Regions from separate parts of the Mus musculus genome. Here region 2 is linked to region 1. Evidence: chromatin loops called from intact Hi-C (ENCODE). Cell type or tissue: heart. All regions are shown on one strand.

Region 1 (2,500 bases):
TCCCAGGGCGTGAAAACATATGCATGTGTTTGTACAGCCAAGTCCATGTTCTTCAGTTAATGAAACGAAACTCTGAAGATCCTGGGTGACTGGAGATTCATTATCTGGGACACAGGTGGTTGGCTTGGTTATTTCTAGTTTGAGAATAGAATAAAGAAGAGGTGAGAAGGAAAGCATAAGGGGAATGAAAAGACAAAGAAAAAATCCTCAAATAATACATTTTTTTGGTATTATCTCAGTAGGACATACATAGCTTCATTGATTTATTTCTTGGTTGTCTCTTTGATTAATCCACTGTGCACACACAGACTGAAAGCTTACGAATCAGGTGCTATATGGAGAACAGGGTCACAGAGTTTAAGATCACAGGTTTCTGGGAACTTGGAGGTAATAAATATGAGAGTGTCCATGAAAGCAAGACTCTCCTCACATCTTCCATTTGAAGGGGCATTGTTATATACTGCACAGATAATGAAATTCCAAGATGACAAATACCCAGAAGAGATAAAGGGCAAAGGGAGTTCAGAGTGGAGAGAAAATATCTCCATCCAGGAATAAACAGGTGTGGTGGCCTACAGTTGCCTAGTTGAGCACTGAAATAGTGTTGGATCTGGATTGTAGCAATTGCAGAGCAGGGGTAGCTAGCTCTAGTCCAGGGGACACAGCTAGGGTGGTGGTGGTGTAAGGGCTGGCTACTGAGAACATCTGCTAAATCTCTGGCTGAGTCTGAGATGGTGAGCTCTTCCAATGGGTTCAGAGCCATTCAGGCAGGTCAACAGTAATCAACAGTATGTCCCTGCACTATTAGGCCATCTGGAATTGCCCAACTCTAGCGAGATGAGCAACTATGTTTGGGGCACAGCTCAACACTGGGGATTTCAAGCAAGTCTTCCTACCTATTAAATATCTCTGAGCAAATAAACTGAGTCACTGGGCCCTGGAGTCAGGGGTTCAGCGGGTATGGGTATCCTCTAGTGCTACCTGCATTCACTCATTTTCTTAGGGAATGTTTATTAAGGATTCACTGTGCCTGGTTCCAGGCTAAGAAATGGTAAATACACAACTTCTGCAGTCACAAACTCAGCCCAGTGAAAGGGTGGACCAGAAAATAGTTGATTCCACACTTTTCAAATCAGAATTTGCTGTGCTTTGGGCATTGCTCTAAGAGGCCTTTGCTCACCACAATGAAGGCTTACACAAAGGCTGGATAGCTTGTCTTGTCACTGTGACCAAGTGCCTGACACAGGCATCTTAATAAAGGACAGGTTTATTTTGGTTTATAGTTTCACAGGGTACAGGCCTGGTGGCTGCATTGGGTATTGGGTCAGTCTATGGTGGTAGGAGCTTTCGGTGACTGCTTCTCATATGACACCAAGCAGGAAGCAGAGAGCCTGGGCTGAAGCAGAAGTGAGTGTACCCTTTGAAGATCACCCTTAGTGGCCTAAGTCTTCCAGCTGGGCCTCATGTCCAGAATGTTCTGTGACACCCTGCACTCTTCTCAAACATCTTTTCTTCTTCTTCTTCTTCTTCTTCTTCTTCTTCTTCTTCTTCTTCTTCTTCTTCTTCTTCTTCTTCTTCTTCTTCTTCTTCTTCTTCTTCTTCTTCTTCTTCTTCTTCTTCTTCTTCTTCTTCCTTTTCTTCTTCTTCCCCCTTCTCCCTTCTTTCTCCTTTCTCCTCCTCCTCTTTCTTCTCTTCCTCCTCTTTCCTTCCTTTCCTCCTCCTCCTTCAAAAAGCTGTGAAAAGGAAGAGGCAAAATTTAAACCCAGGCAGATGTTCTCTGAAGCTCATGCTTTGATCTTCTGTTCACACAGCAAGATGTTTTAACCAAGGTAGCACCATGGGAAGGAAGACAGAACATGCAGAGCAAGGACAGAGCGGCATGTGGAGATGTGTGGAGGATGAATGGAGGGACACCAGCAGGATGAATGGTGTCCCCTTGCTCCAGTCAGGAGAGGTAGGAGGACAGGGTGACAGACATTCATGATGACAGGGGAGCACACAGATTATTTGAGGAGCATTGAGGAGGTGGCCAGGATTCAGGAGTATGAAAGAGGAGTCCAGGGCCCAGAAAGAGCCTGGGCAAGTGTCAGGGTTGGAAAGGTAACTCCTCTGGTCAACTTCTAGAAATACAGCCTGATGTCACTCTGGGTTCCCAGGAACTCAAGGGCCTATAAACAGGCCAGTCACCACAGGCCCACTGAAGCTGATTGCTCTGTGGAAATAAACACCCCCTTACATGGATTTCTGTTCTTCCAGTGTCAAAGATAATCTGCTGAGGCCATTCCCTTGGGGTGGCTTGGGAAACCAGAGGTATAGTGATTCAAGCTTTTTCAGACTTGAATGTCACCATATTCAAAGTGGGGTTTTGTAATAAACCCTTGTGCACAGCAAGGGTGATGTTTGATTGTATGTGTGTGGTGGACCCTCAATCTCATTATAGGCAGGTTTCCACAGGAAATGGCCTTGACCAAACAGATGAGGAACTGTGTGTGTGTGTGGG
Region 2 (2,500 bases), 53 kb before region 1:
ATGGACAGTGTGATATACCATAGTTATTTACCATAGCAAGAGAGATAGGTCAATATTTCAAGGGCACACTACCAATGACCTAACTTCTACTCAGGGTTGTACTAGTTCCCAATCCTGCCACAGGCTGAGGACAGAGCCTTCAATACACGAACCTTTTGGGACACTGGAAATTATCATCTGACCGTGGTGATCCATACACAGAGTCCCAGCACTCAGGAGACTAGGGCCAGAGGACAGGAATCTGGAAACCCATTTAGAGGAGTTTCATGATGCAGGTAATGTTGCACAGTGAACTGAGAAGATGAAGCCAGCTAGAAATATTCCCCTGAACTCTGACCTACAGCCTTTCCTTCTACCTGCCTCTCTCCACCTATAAACCTTGCACAGCAAAGTACTTCCTAGCTTATTCCCTAGTGAGTGTCCTTTCTCCATCTAGGTTGGCGATTGGTCTGGAAGCTGACTCAGGGTGGCTGGGCTCAGGCTGTGGCCAGAACTCATGTGATGCCTAGACTCCTCCCCCACTGCCCTAGGCTCCTTTTTTGAAACACATGGAAAAGGGTGAAGATGATGGGCTTTCCTCAGGCTGCAGATGGTTACTGGGTCAGGCGGACTGATTGCAAAATGAGGATTGGGAAAGGGTGGAGAGGGCAGGACCCAGGATCTCGGGGCTACGGTGGGATCCCAGAGAACAGCCAAGCACCTGCTGGATTTTGGTAAGAAGTGTTCCTCAGATCCCATCACTTCCTGGGACAACCATCAGAGTGCTTGCAGCCCTCAGCCCAGGTTCAAGACCACAGCCCTTAGAGCAATGCCTGGTGCCTTGATAGCATCCACCTTGGGGACATCCTGCCTGATGCTCTGGAGTGCTGGCTCTCTCAGGGTATGACCTCACGTGCTCCTGCTGTGGCAGCAAGTCCCATCACCCACCAAGCAGGCTGGAACTGGCTTCTGGACTTCCTCTCTCTCAGCCTTTAGCATAGCCACTGGCCAAGACTTGGCTTTTTCTATTTGCACAAAAATAGGTCCCCTGGTGACCCCAAGAGTCCTCCTTGAGTGAGCTTCAAAAAGTAGAGATGTCTGTCCTTCTCTTCCTGGAACCAGGATGCAAGGATGTCAGGCAAAAGACCAGGACAAAAGGTGGAAGCTGGAGGCGGAAACACATCCTCTCTGAAGGTAAGAGGCCTGGCCTGGCTGGCCCACCTGTCACGTGACCTGCATCTTTGTTTTCTGGAATTCCTGCTGAATCTCCCTTAAAGAGTCTTGGAAGGAATCCAGTGACATGATGCTCTCAACCAAGTTCTGTCACTAAGCAATAGTTTTAAAAATTATATTTATTTATCGGTGTCTGTGCACATGTGCACGGTGGCACAAAACACACACTGAGGTCAAAGGACAACTTGAGGGAGTCAGCTTTCTCCTTCCACCGTGTGAAACTTGGGAACCAATAGAACTAAGGAAAGTCATCAGGCTTGACTCTATGACTTTATGTGCTAAGCTATCTCACTGGCCCAAGTTCTTCTGTTTTTGAGCACAATGGCAAAAGGCACAGGCCATGAGCATCTTTCCCAAGTCTCCGGTTCTCTCTAGTTCATAATGGATTGCCAAACCCTGCAGGGTTGGAATGACTGTGTGTACTTTGCTCTCAGCTGTCAATGTGAAGAGATGAGAAGACTGCCATATAAGGGAGCCAGGGGGCTGCCGCACCAGGCACGGAGCTCCCAGTGGCTACTTGTGAGGCACCTGGTATTGTCACCAAGAAGCTGGGCTCTGGCTCACAGTTACCCAAGACAGTCATCCCCTCCTCAGAAGTGGTGAGATCAGAATACTCAGCACTGAGGCTGGGCTTTTTTTTTTTTTTTTAAAGATTTATTTATTTATTATATGTAAGTACACTGTAGCTGTCTTCAGACACTCCAGAAGAGGGCGTCAGATCTTGTTACGGATGGTTGTGAGCCACCATGTGGTTGCTGGGATTTGAACTCCGGACCTTCGGAAGAGCAGTCGGGTGCTCTTACCCACTGAGCCATCTCACCAGCCCGAGGCTGGGCTTTTGTGGAGAGTCTGCCGGACATCTCCCACAGCCTTTGCAACAGGTCCTGAGTGGGTGTCTGTGTAGGCTCATGAGTATTGCGATTTCTGTTCCAGAAAATGGTTTCCATTCACATGGTTGTTGTATGGATCTCGAAGCCGCTGGTGTGTGAGATGTCTCCTTTGTGTCATGCTTGGAGTAGTTCCAGGTTAATGGGCTTGGTAACAGAAACCCATGTAGGCATTGTTTGGGAAGCCACAGTGGTCAGAAACAAGAACTCAGGGCCTAGAGAGATGGCTCATTGGTTGTTGTTCTTGCAAGAGCACTTGTTGTTCTTGTAGAGAATTCAGCTTTGGTTCCTGCCTCCTATATGGTAGCTGACAACCATCTCTAACTCTAGTCCCAGGGGGTCAGATGCTATTTTCTGGCCTCATTGGACATTGTACACATGTGGTCTATGAGAACCCAAGT

The links. Peaks named below come from ENCODE experiments on the same cell type or tissue, not always from the same donor. Only the 100,000 strongest peaks of a DNase experiment are listed, where the experiment ranks them.
Region 2: a loop joins it to region 1, with 1.9 times the contacts of the local background. A loop is called at or near these places in 2 of 42 quality-filtered maps.

What each region holds. Positions count from the first base shown.
Region 1 is chr15:59,751,100-59,753,599 of GRCm38, forward strand. No RefSeq gene overlaps it. Among named protein-coding and RNA genes, the nearest start is that of Gm19510, 43 kb to the right of the region's middle. In heart, no CTCF peak of the experiment used is centred here; no DNase peak of the experiment used is centred here.
Region 2 is chr15:59,698,299-59,700,798 of GRCm38, forward strand. No RefSeq gene overlaps it. Among named protein-coding and RNA genes, the nearest start is that of Trib1, 51 kb to the left of the region's middle. In heart, no CTCF peak of the experiment used is centred here; a DNase peak (open chromatin) is centred at 1,153.